Regions from separate parts of the Homo sapiens genome. Here regions 1 and 2 are each linked to region 3. The links are chromatin contacts, found by Hi-C or POLR2A ChIA-PET in ENCODE. All regions are on one chromosome and are shown on one strand. Each heading gives the region's core, a stretch centred on a gene start or an enhancer-like site at or near the end of the contact. The rest is flanking DNA. Distances are from core to core; before and after follow the strand shown. Region 1 overlaps LOC105376863 (a long non-coding RNA gene). Region 2 overlaps LOC107984931 (a long non-coding RNA gene). Region 3 holds the start of MYOM3 (myomesin 3).

The links. Hi-C counts contacts between places; a loop is a spot of excess contacts on that map. ChIA-PET counts read pairs that join two places held with the same protein, here RNA polymerase II (POLR2A). Pooled maps may share reads with other maps.
Region 1: a pooled map shows a loop between it and region 3 (3-fold over the local background). The contact joins the enhancer-like site here to the promoter of MYOM3 in region 3. A Hi-C loop is called at or near these places in 4 of 50 pooled maps. POLR2A ChIA-PET finds 5 or more read pairs at or near these places in 6 of 52 experiments (Caco-2, HepG2, MCF 10A and 3 more).
Region 2: a pooled map shows a loop between it and region 3 (2.2-fold over the local background). The contact joins the enhancer-like site here to the promoter of MYOM3 in region 3. A Hi-C loop is called at or near these places in 3 of 50 pooled maps. POLR2A ChIA-PET finds 5 or more read pairs at or near these places in 5 of 52 experiments (MCF 10A, Panc1, RWPE1 and 2 more).

The regions. Positions count from the first base shown.
Region 1 is chr1:24,017,286-24,021,970 of GRCh38, forward strand. All of the region lies in intron 1 of LOC105376863 (a long non-coding RNA gene), which reads left to right. Among named protein-coding and RNA genes, the nearest start is that of SRSF10, 39 kb to the left of the region's middle. Within about 2 kb of position 1,671, at least 31 of the 41 ENCODE cell types and tissues checked have a DNase peak (open chromatin) inside an H3K27ac peak, as active enhancers do; they include PC-9 and Panc1, where a contact is called at or near this core.
Region 2 is chr1:24,043,492-24,048,383 of GRCh38, forward strand. All of the region lies in intron 1 of LOC107984931 (a long non-coding RNA gene), which reads left to right. Among named protein-coding and RNA genes, the nearest start is that of MYOM3-AS1, 21 kb to the right of the region's middle. Within about 2 kb of position 2,985, at least 15 of the 41 ENCODE cell types and tissues checked have a DNase peak (open chromatin) inside an H3K27ac peak, as active enhancers do; they include Panc1, where a contact is called at or near this core.
Region 3 is chr1:24,110,785-24,115,144 of GRCh38, forward strand. It overlaps MYOM3 (myomesin 3), which reads right to left and starts at 1,351. Exons shown (of 37, transcript NM_152372.4): 1 at 1,247-1,351. RefSeq lists an enhancer at 1,553-2,061.

The sequences.
Region 1 (4,685 bases), core at 421-2,920, 93 kb before region 3:
GTGATCCGCCTGCCTCAGCCTCCCAAAGTGCTGGGATTACAGGTGTGAGCCACCGCACCTAGCTTAATGTCTAGTGGTTTTGCAGGACGAGGACACAGATAAATTCTTGGGCTCAGGGGTCAGGTATACCCCTTCCCAGGCAGAAAGTAAGATACCATGAAAATTGTTCTTAAATGTGATCTAAGTACTACAGGAAGGTGATGAGGGGACCTCACCAAATGCAGGATGTAACCAGAAGTGACACTGGTACCCCTGCTAAGGACTGGGCACTAATGCCATAGCATCTCCTTCAACCCTCACATTAACCCTATGGTGGTAGAATGACTCCTATTTTGCTAATGACAAAACTACATGCATTTACTCAACAATCTTCCTTGTGCACCTACTACATGCCAGGTATTTTCTAGGTGCTGGAGGTAGAGCATGGGCAAAAGGGACAAAAATCCCTGTCCCTGTGGAAGTGACATTAACAAGGTAATAAATAAGTTAAGGAAGTAAAATATAGAGCATGTCAGGTGGTGCTAAGAGCATGGAGAAAAATAAAGAAGAGTAGGAGCGTGGGGGATGCGTGAGGCTGCAATTTGATTTCTTTCTGGTTTTTTTTTTTTTTTTTTTTTTTTTTTTTGAGACAGAGTCTTGCTCTGTCACCCAGGCTGGAGTGCAGTGGCATGATCTCGGCTCACTGCAACCTTAGCCTCCCAGGTTCAAGCAATTCTCCTGCTCAGCTTCCCAAGTAGCTAGGATTACAGGCATGCACCACCATGCTCGGCTAACTTTTGTACTTTTAGTAGAGACGGGGTTTCACCATGTTGGTCAGGCTGGTCTTGAACTCCTGACCTCAAGCAATCCACCCGCCTTGGCCTCCTAAAGTGCTGGGATTACAGGCGTGAGCCACTGTGCCCAGCCTGCAATTTGATTTAAAGTGACTAGGGCGGCTGGGCAAGGTGGCTCATGCCTGTAATCCCAGCACTTTGGGAGGCCAAGGCAGGTGGATCATCTGAGGTCAGGAGTTCAAAATCAGCCTGGCCAACATGGTGAAACTCCACCTCTACTAAAAATACAAAATTAGCTGGGCATGGTGGCACATGCCTGTAATCCTAGCTACTTGGGAGGCTGAGGCAGGAGAATCGCTTGAACCTTGGAGGTGGAGGTTGCAGTGAGCCGAGATCGTGCCATTGCACTCCAGCCTGGGCGACAGAGCGAGACTCCATCTCAAGAAAAATAAATAAATAAATAAATAGAATAAATACATAAATAATTAAAGTAACCAGGAAATGTCTCATGGAGATGACCTTGGAACAAAGACATGGAGAAGGCAAGGGAGGTGGCCACGAGGATAACTTGTTCAGAAACTGACCTGGGGTTCCCAGGAATTGACAGGGCGGGTACTGGAATCTCTGTCTGGCTCTAAGGCCAGTGCTCTCCTTTCAACAAGGCTCTTTTTCAAGAAGCAGTGTCGCTGTCGTCCAAGCAGGCTGTGTGCGTGTGATGCTGTGTGCGCGCACATATGTGCTATTTAGGAATGTGTTATATTTCCATGGGTAGACCCTGTGGGGACCCAAGCTTCCCTACTGACATCTTCCAGAGGCTGAGGCCTCACATTGTTGGTTTTCATGGAAACTTGGCAACTTTCTAGTTATCCCGCCCTGAGCCCTGCACCACATTCCAATGGTTTTATTTGTGTGCCTTGGAGCTGTGCCAGGGCTGGGCCTGGGACAGGTTGCCATGGCGACCTCCCCACTCTTTCCAGATAAGAATTTCTCAAGGATGTTGACGTTGGGCCTGAAATAGTTCTACCCTGCTCTCAGCCCGTAGGAGGATGAACTTTGGCATGGAGAACTGAGTTAGGAAACCTACTCATTCCCTCAGTCTTTCAATTTGTGTACACTGAATCCTGGGTAAGAAAGACTTCTCGGGAGGGTACTCCAGGGCCCCCCAGCTTTAGGATTGAGGATGGCTTTGCTTAGGTACTAGAAGAGCTTCTTTCAGTTTTTCCATTCCAGTTGTTATATTCAGTGCTTGCCTTTGAGAGCCCTGCTAACATAAGATATTTTTTTTTCTTTTTTTTTCGAGATGGAGTCTCGCTCTTGTCATCCAGGCCGGAGTTCAGTGGTGCGATCTCAGCTCACTGCAACCTCTGCCTCCGAGGTTCAAGTGATTCTCCTTCCTCAGCCTCCCGAGTAGTTGGGATTACAGGTGCCCGCCACCATGCCCAGCTCATTTTTGTATTTTTTTAGTAGAGATGGGGTTTCACCATGAGAGCCAGGCTGGTCTCGAACTCCTGACCTCAAGTGATCTGCCCGCCTCAGCACCCCAAAGTGCTGGGATTATAGGTGTGAGCCACTGTGTCCAGCTTTTTTTTTTTTTTTTGAGATGAAGTCTTGTTGTGTGGCCCAGGCTGGAGTGCAGTGGTACAATCTTGGCTCGCTGCAACCTCTGCCTCCTGGGTTCAAGCAGTTCTTGTGTCTCAGCCTCCCTTGTGGCTGGGATGATAGGCATGTGCCACCACGCCCAGCTAATTTTTGTATTTTTAATAGAGACGGGGTTTCACCATGTTGCCGAGGCTGGTCTTGAACTCCTGGACTCAAACAATCCTCCTGCCTTGGCTTCCCAAAGTGTTGGGATTACAGGTGTGAGCCACTGCACCTGTCCTGAAAGAACAACTGTCACTGGGAATTTGCTTTCAGAAAGAAAAAATGTCAGTGTTCATGCCTTTAACTCAAAATAATTCTTAAGCCAAAATAGCATATTTTGGGGTGGCGTATTCTTCCGCCCTTCACTTTTTTTCCCAGTAAATATTATTTTGAGTGAATAAAGTGACTCATCCAAAAATTCTTTTTTTTTTTTGATGACTTGTCCAAATTCACTGCATCAGTTATCTATTTCTGTATAACAAAACACTCTTGGATTTAGTGGCTTATGACAACACTGTCTTATTTGTTTATGATTCTGTGGGTCAGCTATTTGAGGTGGGATGGATGGTTCTTCTCCTGGTCTTGGCCGAGACCACTTGCAACTGCAGTCGGCTGGGGGTTTGGCTGGGAGCTGGTTGATCTGGGGCCTCAGCCAGGGTATGTTTTTGCTCCTTGTGGTCTTACGTCCAACAGGCTAGTGTCCTGGGCTTCTTTCTGAGAAAGTGAGGCTGAGGGCCTCTTCAGGGGCAGATCCTGAAGCAGTTCTAGGGGTCTTCTCTAAAGAAAATAAAAGCCATTAATATGAAATTAGGTCCAGAGCCTTGGAAGAGGCCGGTGCAAGTAAAGGGCCCAAAGCTTGAGCTGCAGGAGCCTCCCAGAACATCCGCCTTTGGTCTTCTCTGCTCTTGGATCCTCAGTGAGACTTGATGGGGTCTGACATCATTCTTACCCTTGAGAATGGGCCAGGGAACTAGCATGACATGGAACAGGGCCTCTTCTCAGTGACACACCTAAGAACCCTCTCCCTCCTCCCCAACTTGCCCCTCTCCTCTCAATCTTGAAGCTGCTATTGCTGTACTTCATCACGCTGAATTTATTGAGACACAAACTTTTATCAGGCTTTAGATTTTATTTTATTTTATTTTTTTTGAGATGGATCCTCACTCTGTCACCCAGGCTGGAGTCCATCTTGGCTTACTGCAACCTCCACCTCCCGGGTTCAAGCAATTCTCCCACCTCAGCCTCCCGAGTAGCTGGAATTTCAGGCGAGTGACACCACATCTGGTTAATTTTTGTATTTTTAGTAGAGATGGGGTTTCACAATGTTGGCCAGGATGGTCTGGAATTCCTGACCTCAGGTGATCCGCTCGCCTCGGCCTCCCAAAGTGCTGGGATTACAGGCATGAGCCACTGGACCCCGCCAGATTTTATTTTATTTTATGAGTCAGGATCTCAATGTGTCGCCGTTGGAGTGCAGTGGCGCGATCATGGCTCATGCAGCCTCAAACTCTCCATCTCAAGTGATCCTCCAACTTCAGCCTCCTAAATAGCTAGGACTGTAGGTACTCCACAAATGCCTGGTGAATTTTTGTTTACTTTTTGTAGAAACAGAGTCTCACTATATTGCCCGGGCTGGTCTCAAAACTCCTGGATTTAAGTGATCCTCTCCTTGGCTTCCCAAAGCTCTGGGATTACAGATGTGAGCCACTGCCCCTGGCCTAGGCTTTAGATTTAAAAATTCAACTCCTGCCCCTATTTCCCCCCACAAATATGCTCTCTGGCATAAATTTCAAAGGTCTATTTGAAACTCAAAAGCTAAGAATGGACTCTTTGTTCTGCTGTATCCCCCATCACTTCCTGAGGGAATGAGCTTCAAATGTCCTACCTGCTTCCCAAATGGGCGGAAAGATTCAGGAACAAAGCCCACATTAGATAACAGTATAAAATAGCTTCCGGCTGCATGGTTAGAACTGTTTATTTACACAGGTTTAGGAGCACCAGGTGAAAAATGTGAGCTTTGCCCTCACTTGGGGTTCAAATTTACCTGGGCATGTTTGGTGGGGGATGGAACCACACCGTAGGTGCAATTGTGTTCCAGAGAGAGAGGCGACAATGGAGAAGAAGGAATACACCATGCTAGGCTCAGACGTGGGGCCTTGGGTGGGATGTAGGCAGTGGCTCTTTGCACGGGGTGTGGCTATAACTGGGACCTCCAGGTGGTGGCTCATGGTTGCACTGGGGAAGTAAACTAATCTAGGCATAAAAGTTGAT
Region 2 (4,892 bases), core at 1,735-4,234, 66 kb before region 3:
TTCTCTCCCTGCAGTATCTTTCCCTTGGGGCATTCTCTGCATGGCTGGCCCTCTCTCAGGTTTCAAGTCTCAGTTCCAATGTCACCTTCTTAAGGGATTTGCCTTGGTAATGCAATCTAAAGCAGCTCTACCCTCCCTCAGTCTCTATTGCCTTACCTCATCACCATCATTTTATTTGCTTTAGAGCACTATCTGAAATTATTGTGCTTTCTTGTTTATTTTTTTTTGAGACAGGGTCTTGCTCTGTCATTGAGGCTGCAGTGCAGTGGCACAATCATGGCTCACAGCCAGCAAGGAAGAGAGTACTAGGAGTTGAGCTTAAGAGGTCTCAGGAGCCCATTTGTGTAGGGCCTTGTGGGCCATGATAAACACTTTGTATTTTATTCAAAATGTGATGGCAAGCCACTGGAAAGTTCCAAACAGTGATGTCATGCTATGTGGAGACTGGGTTATGGAGAGGTCAAGAAGGGAAGCCTCGACTCCCAGAGCTCAAGTGATCCTCCTAGCTCAGCCTCCTGAGTAGCTGGGACTACAGGTGTGTGCCACCGTGCCCAGCTAATTTTTAATTTTTTGTAGAGACAAAATCTTGCCATGCTGCTTAGGCTGGTCTTGAACTCCTGGGCTCAAGTGATCAGCCCACCTTGGCCTCTCAAAGAGTTGGGATTACAGGTGTGAGCCACGGTGCCCAGCCTGATTTTTTAATAGTGGTAAAATATACACAACATAAAATTTACCATTTTAACAAAAGAATTTTTTTTTTGAGGTGGAGTTTTGCTCTTGTTGCCCAGGCTGGAGTGCAATGGCACGATCTCAGCTCACTGCAACCTCTGCCTCCCAGGTTCAAGCGATTCTCCTGCCTCAGCCTCCCAAGTAGCTGGGATTACAGGTATGTGCCACTGTGCCTGGCTAATTTTGTATTTTTAGTAGAGATAGGGTTTCTCTATGTTGGCCAGGCTGGTCTCTAACTCCTGACCTCAGGTGATCCACCCACCTCGGCCCCCCAAAGTGCTGGGATTACAGGTGTGAGCCACCACGCCCGGCCCATTTTAACTATTTTTAAGTGTACAGTTCAGTGGCATTAAGTACATTCATAATGTTGTGTCATCATCACCACTATTTCCAGAACTTTTTTTTATCATCCCAAACAGAAACTCTATGCCCGTTAGACAGTAACTTCCTATTCCTTCCTCCCCTCAGCCTCTGGTAACCTCTATTCTACTTTTTGTCAATGAATTTTCCTGTTCTAGGTACCTCATATAGGTGCAATGATACAATCTTTGCCCTTTTGTGTCTGGCTTTCAGGGTTCATCCATGTTGGAGGATGTGTCAACATTTCACTCCTTTTAAAGGTTTTCAAGATTCATCCATGTTGTAGCATGTGTCAGCAGCTCATCCCTTTTAAAGGCTGAGTAATATTCCTTTTTTTTTTTTTTTTTTTTAGACGAAGTTTTGCTCTTGTTGCCCAGGCTGGAGTGCAGTGGCGCGATATCTTGGCTCACTGCAACCTCTGCCTCCAGGGTTCAAGCGATTCTCCTACCTCAGCCTCCTGAGTAACTGGGATTACAGGCATCCGCCACCAAGCCTGGTGGCTTGGTTTTTTTTTTTTTTTTGAGACGGAGTTTGGCTCTCGTTGCCCAGTCTGGAGTGCAATGACGCTATCTCAGCTCACTGCAACCTCCGTCTCCCAGGTTCAAGCGATTCTCCTGCCTCAGCCTCCTGAGTAGCTGGGATTATAGGCACGGGCCACCACGCCTGGCTAATTTTGTATTTTTAGTAGAGACAGGTTTTTTCCATGCCTGTAATTGCCACCACGCCCAGCTAATTTTTTTTTTTGTCTTTTTAGTAGAGACGGGGTTTCTCCATGTTAGTCAGGCTGGTCTCGAACTTCTAACCTCAGGTGATCCACCCGCCTCAGCCTCCCAAAGTGCTGAGATTACAGGCATGAGCCACTGTGCCTGGCCTTAATTTTTTGTATTTTTAGTAGAGACAAGGTTTCACCATGTTGGCCAGGCTGGTCTTGAACTCCTGACCTCAGGTGATCCACCCGCCTTGGCCTCCCAAAGTGCTGGGATTACAGGCATGAACCACAGCGCCCAGCAGCTGTCTCTGGTAATTGAACAGTTTAACTTGATTCTGTCCCACAGAAATATAACAAGAGCCATATATAGAATTTAATTTTTTTTTTTTTTTTTGAGACAGGGTGTCCCTCTGTCACCCAGGCTGGAGTGCAGGGGCATGATCACAGCTCACTGAGGCCTCGAACTTCTGGGCTCAAATGATCCTCCTGTCTTAGCCTCCTGATTACTAGAACTACAGGCACGTGCCACTGTGCCCAGCTATTTTTATTTTTGTAGAGACAGGGATCTCACTGTGTTGCCAGGGCTGATCTCAAACTCCTAGGCTTAAGCAATCCTCCCTCCTTGGCCTTCCAAAGTACTGAGATTACAGGCGTGAGCCACTGTGCCCAGCTGAATTTTCTAGTAGCCATATTAAAACAATAAAAAGAGGCCCTGCAAATCACTGGCAAGCTACTTAACCTTCTTGATCTTCCACTCCCTCTTGGGTAAGATATCCACCAAAGGGCAATTGTAAAGGTCAGATGAGGTAGCATATAGGAAAGATACACATGAAAATGATTTGCTAGTGCAACATCTGATAGTCAAAGTGTTATTTTTATTTTTCTGGAAATAAACAAATGATTTGAAAAAGTATCATGTGGTGAGCACCAGATGGATAATGAGACAAGTTTATTAAACATCTTAAACTGTGCAGTCAGTGACAAAAGCAAGTGGGAAGCAACTAAAGATGTTAGAGCTGGGAAAGCCGCCTCATCTGGTCAAAGTCAGGAGGAGCAAATCCCTCTGAGCCACCAGCCCGTTTGCCCACTTGGCTCGACCCCAGCTGACAGCCCGTGCAGGAGTTATTGCTGCTTGGGAGACTTGAGATTTTGGCCAGTAGCATTCTTTTGTAATCTTCTATGTGACTGTATCCGCCCACATTTCTGACTCAGAATGAACAGGGAAAGGCGCTGCTGGCAGCTGAATTACCTCAAAACCCAGCTCCAGCCAACCCTTTGAATAGTGATGAGAGCAATGTGCTCCTCCACACATCACCTAAATAGGGAGGCCCATTTGTTATCACCACTTGGCAGATGAAAGTATTGTTTCACAGCGGTTAAGTGATTAGGCCTGGATAAGCAAGCAGAATTTCGAACCCAAGTAGCCTGACCGTGGGCCTTGTGCTGTTAGCCCTGAGGCTGCTTTAGGGACCAGAGATTACGTTATTAGGCAAATATTAAATAAACTCAGTGCATTTAGTTGCCTTCCCACCCTCAGAAAGCAACCTGGACTCAACCACTTTATTACTGATTTATTTATATCACTCTATTTTGCAGATGAAAAGCATCATTGAGTATCTCTCCCTCTCTCTTTTTTTTTGAGACAGGATTTTGCTCTGTCGCCCAGGCTGGAGTGCAGTGGTGCAATCATGGCTCACTGCAGCCTCGACCCCCTGAGCTCAAGCAATCCTCCTTCCTCAGCCTCTCAAGTAGCTTCAGTGATTCTATTTTTAGTACTTTTAGTGGTCACCCCACACCTCTAAAGGAAGGTTTGGGCCAAGCATGGTGGCTCATGCCTGTAATCCCATCCTTTGAAAATAAACTCACCCTCATAGCTCAGTAATTTGTTGCTGCTGAGATGATTGAAAAGAATGGACCTTGAGTTCGAACTGTTCAGTTGTGGTTGTCACTTAAGGTCCAGCTTGCTGGGCTTCTCTGGAGTGCTGAGGCAAGGGGTGCCCCGCCCTATCCAAAATCTGTGTTATGAGTCAGAAGGCAGAGACGCCAAAAGTCCATGGGGCAATTCCCAGGAGGAGGGCCTGCTCTGAGTGACATGTCCTCTTGGTTCTGTGGACTCCTCACCTGGAGGGGGCATCTGAAGACAGAATCCAGGACAGTAAGTCCCAATGAGGAGTTCCATTCATGGTGTGGCAAGTAAGCTCCAACTGGACTGATCTCCGGGCAGATTTCAACTGTTAACTCCGGGGGAAAAAAAAAAGCACTGGAGATTAAAAAAAAAAGCAGGCAGATTCTGAAGAGGAGTCGACACTTGGAAGAAGGAAATGGCACAGGATGAATTTCTCCTGTTTTTAATTTAAATTTTTTTCTTTTCTATTTTAAAAATATTTATTTATTTACTTAAAAAAATTAAGGTGCGGTCTCACTATGTTGGCTGGGCTGGTCTCAAACTCCTGGGCTCAAGTGATCTGCCTGCTCAGCCTCCCAAGGTGCTGGGATTACAGGTGTGAGCCACTGTGCTTGGCCTGTCTTTTGACTTTTAAAACCTATCCTGAACATTTTTCCATGCTGCTGCTTTTTTTCTTCCCCCTCTCTGTCGCCTAGGGTGGAGTGTAATGACATAATCTCGGCTCACTGCAAACTCCACCTCCTGGGTTCAAGCAATTCTCCTGCCTCAGCCTTCTGAGTAGCTGGGATTACAGGCACGCACCAACAGGACCGGCTAATTTTTGTATTTTTAATAGAGATGGGGTTTCACCATGTTGGCCAGGCTGGTCTCAAACTCCTGGCCTCAAGTGATCCACCCACCTCAGCCTCCCAAAGTGCTGGGATTACAGGTGTGAGCCACAGAGCATGGCCATGTTTTCCCCCCATGCTTCTAAATATTATATATATATATATATATATATATATATATATATATATATATATATATATATATATATAGACAGGACCTCACTCTGTTGCCCAGGCTGGAGTGCAGTAGTGCAATCTCAGCTCACTGCAGCTATGACCTCCCCAGACTCAGGCTATCCTCCCATCTCAGCCTCCTGAGTAGCTGGGACTATAGACATGCACCACCACACCCGGCTAATTT
Region 3 (4,360 bases), core at 101-2,600:
AGTGGCTAGCCCTGCTCATTCTGCTCTTTCTTCCTCATGGCCCAGGAGGAGAGCTGCTGGGTACCACCCTAGGTGGAGCAAGGACCCCCCACTCTGCCCCAGCTTTCCTGGGACACGATGGCCCTGGCTCCAGTGGCTGAGAGTTAACATTCCCTGGCACCAGCCACTGGCTCCCTTCCCCTGGATGCTCTGTTCCCGATTAGCACAGCAGGCAGGGGCCTGGCGCTCGTCCCTGACCTCGGGGCCTCCAGCAACCAGACCCCTGGCTTTAGCGGATGAGCTACCAATTCTTTTTAAAGCACTGACTGATGCGTGGTATTAAGCAGGGACAAGTTTGCGGCCTCACTGCCCTTTCCCAAAGGACCAGGGTGCCTCTTCCCGGAACACTGTGTGTGCCTGCGTGGAGGGGAAACTGCCCCCGCTTCCCTCTCTTGGGGTGCAAAAATCTGGGCCAGAGGTCCCACTGCGTGGCCTTCCCTATTCCCCTCTGCTTTCCTCCCAAGCCTCCATCTGCCGAGGAGGCCTCTCCCCTTCTTCAGGAGGGAAAGAGGAATGCACAGCAGTTGAGCCAAGACCCCTCCAGGAGCTGCGATGGGGGCGGATGGTGGCTGGGAGCAGAGACACATCCTGCGGGCGGCGGGTGGCACAGGCTGGGACGTGTTCTTAGCCAGTGGCTCCACCAGCTTCCGCGAGGCCGAATCCTGCCCTTGCCAGTCATGAGCTGAGGCAACTCCTTTCCCGTCTGGGCCTCGGTTTCCTGTCAGGCACTGGATGAAATCCCTTCCAGCTCTAAGATTTGGGATCCGAGGGCTCGCTCTCTTTCCCTGCCTGTGGGGTTGGCCAAGCCGGGCTCAGCCAGCTCCGCTCTAAGTTCGTGGAACTTGCCAGCTTAGCCTGGCTCCCGCTTATCGCTGCTCCATCACAGGAAAGACTCCAGTTCCCAGGGCAGCCCCCACTCTTTTTTTTTTTTTTGCAACTTTCACATCACAGACAGCTCAGCTCTCAGAAGACCCAGGGCCACACAGAACAGTGGGATGGGGCAGGGGTTTCTGGAATCCCCTCCCATTTTCACTTGGGTGCTGCCTCAGCACAAATTTCCCAGGCTCCTTTCACAACACACAACACACATACACACAAACACACACACGTGCACACACACACACACATGCACCCACAGATATCACTCCCCAGTGGCTGACTCTTAGGAGGCATCCCTCCCCCACCCTGATTTCTGGGGGTGACTCACAGAAGCAGTGTGCCCACTTAGGAGTCTCTGGGGAGAAGATTCCTGAGGCCGAGAGGGTCCTTGTTCTCTTCTTGCCCTCGGCTCAGCGGGCACCGGGAGAAGAATGCGATCCCGGAGACTGCACCGTCTTAAATATAGCAGCACTGAGACAGTACAATGACAATGGATGAGAACTATGGCATCGGGGACAGGGGGCCAAGGGGAGGGGCCATTCCGTGTCTCCAGCCTGCTGGGCAGCAGCGACAGGTGGAGCTGTCCGCCGCGTCCCCCCACACTGCTCCTCCTCTCAGCTGGGTCCTTTCTGCCCAACCCAAGCCCCTGTTAAAATGGAAAGGAGGGAACGGCTCAGGCATGGTCGTATGGAGGGCAGATCCCGTGCGGCGTTCTCAGCTGTCGGGAGTTCTGATCTGAATTCTGCCCCGGCTGACTGGGTGCCCTGGGGAAGGCGCTCAGCTTCCCTGAACTGACTGCCTTCTGAAAAACGGAGACAGTGAGACTGGGCACCTGGACTTCATGAAGACGGTGGAAGGAATATGACCTAAAAGTGAGTGTTTCGTGCTCAGAAGTTGTCACTGGCTAAAACAGCAATGTGTGGCTCCTGGTCCCTCCACCACTCCGGTAGTTACTACACGGCCCCCGCCCTGACCACAGTCATGTGTGTGTGGTGTGGTGCAGGCAGGAGGAGCTGGGGAGCCACCTACTGCTTCACTGTGCAAACTGCTCAGGCTGCCAGAGTGTCCCCTGAAGGGCCTTCTTATAGGGTAAACGCACCTGACAGGGATAACTGAAGCACGCTCCAAGAATGACCCTGTGTGGAAGACCTGAATATGTGTTCCGAGCTAAGGAATCTGGGGAGTAGCCAACCCGTTTCTTACCTACGATGAATATCTGAGCCCCCGTCCCGTCCCTTCTGGTGGAACGCTGGCCATACAGGGGATTGAGGCCCTGAGTTTTGGGTTAAATGAAGATTGCCAGGTGGAGGTCATTAGGGGATGGTGTAAAGTGAAAATGCTCTATAAACTGCATGCTGTTTGCAAGGGGCTGAGGTTTTCCTGCCCAGTCGGCCGCCACTGGTATGTTGTCCAGCCCGCCGCCCCTGGACCATTTCTGTATGTAAGGCGGTTCTCCTGTCCAGTTCATCACCAGTGGACTCTCTCTCCTGTAGGCAAGCCCCTAACAAACCCCCACGTTCCTTCCTTTCCTTCCTTCCCTTCCTTCTCTCCCTTTCTTTTTCTTTCTTTCTTTCTTTCTTTCTTTCTTTCTTTCTTTCTTTCTTTCTTTCTTTCTTTCTTTCTTTCTTTCTTTCTTCTTTCTCTTTCCTTCCTTCCTTCCTTCTTTCCTTCTTTCCCTCCCCCCCTCCTTCCTTCCTTCCTTCCTTCTCTCTCTCTTTCTTTCTTTCTTTCTTTCCTTCTTTCCTTCTTTCTTTCCTTCTTGAGTCAGAGTCTCACTTTGTTGTCCAGGCTGGAGTGCAGTGGCATGATCTCAGCTCACTGCAACCTCCGCCTCCTGAAACCCCCATGTTCCGTTTGCTGGCTATGGATCTTTTCTTTGGCCTCTCAAACCTGGTGCCTTCCCTACTGAGGTTAATAGGTGTTCGGCACCACACCTCTTCCCACCCTTTGCCCTCTCCTGCCATTCCCTCAGTCTCAATTCTTTCCCCCTCACATTCATTGGCACCTACCCTATGCCAGACCCTAACCTACAGGGGAAGTCAGGCACTTACGACAGGAGGTGATCAGGAAGGTGCACCTGGGTCGAGTCTCAGAGGATGAGCCGGTGAGGGGAAGGCTGTACCGGCCCCTAGCCAGAGAGCACAGCTTCCCTCCCTCACCCCTTCCTGCGACCTCAGGTGGCCACCCACACTACACCTGTCACTCTTGCTGGTGCCTCAGGGACTCCTCACTCGAGAGAAGGAGAGAGAGAGCACAAGTGAACTTTGCAGGCAAAATCTGAATCCCCTGCCCTATTTGAAAACCCCTTTCTAAGCTCTTCTGTGGCTCTCTCTTACAGCATCTTTTGGGAGAGAACATTTCTCTCCCATCTTCTATTGACCCAATCGAACAAGGGCTTTCCAAGACTCATCTTCATACATTTGCTGTGAGGGATGAGTGTGAGTGAATCCGTACGAACAGCAAAGAGGGCTTTGAGCTTCCAACTGAGCAGGAGACAGTCATTTAAACAGGTCCTCTAGCCCCGTCCTCCCAAGGCAATCTGGGGAGATGAATGAAGGTGCACTGGAGAGACAGGGTGCATCCTGGAGTCAAACCGGCTTAGGCTTTCAATTCAGTCCCACCACTTATTAGCTGGATGACCTTGGGGAAGGCACTCAGCCAGTGTGGTTTGATTATCTGTACAGTTGAAGACAACAATTTCCACTTAGCTGTCTCATTGAAAATGTTCAATCAGGCTGGGCATGGTGGCTCACACCTGTAATCCCATCACTTTGGGAGGCCGAGGCGGGTGGATCACCTGAGGTCAGGAGTTCGTGACCAGCCTGGCCAACATGGTGAAACCCCGTCTCTACTAAAAATACAAAAATTAGCTGGGTGTGGTGGGGGCGCGCCTGTAATCCCAGCTGCTTGGGAGGCTGAGGCAGGAGAATTGCTTGAACCCAGGAGGTGGACGTTGCAGTGAGCTGAGATGGCGCCATTGCACTCCAGCCTGGGTGACAGGAGTGAAACTTTGTCTCAAAAAGAAAAGAAAAAAAAAAAGAATAGAAAAGAAAAGAAAAGAAAATGTTCAACCAAGAACCGTGAAACCTCCAGCACGGCGTCTGGCCCCGGACAGACGTTTGCTAAATGAAAGCTCTAGGAATGCTGATGGCTTTCTCTTACCCCATGCTTCTGGGGGTGGGATTCCCATGTATCCCTTTGTTGACCTCACCCCAGTGAAGCACTCAGTCATCACTGGAACCTCTGTAAACATGGCCAAGCCTAAGGTCATGCGGCTGAGCAGAGAGATTAGATGACTTGATGTTATACAAGCCTTGGTTTAAATCCCAACCTCTGGTGCCTCAGTCACTAACAGGGGGACCTTGGCCTCCTTTCTGGGCCTCAGTTTCTTTCTCTGTAGGTGGAGGACACATTCCAAGATAGCAGAGAACTTGCCTGCCTG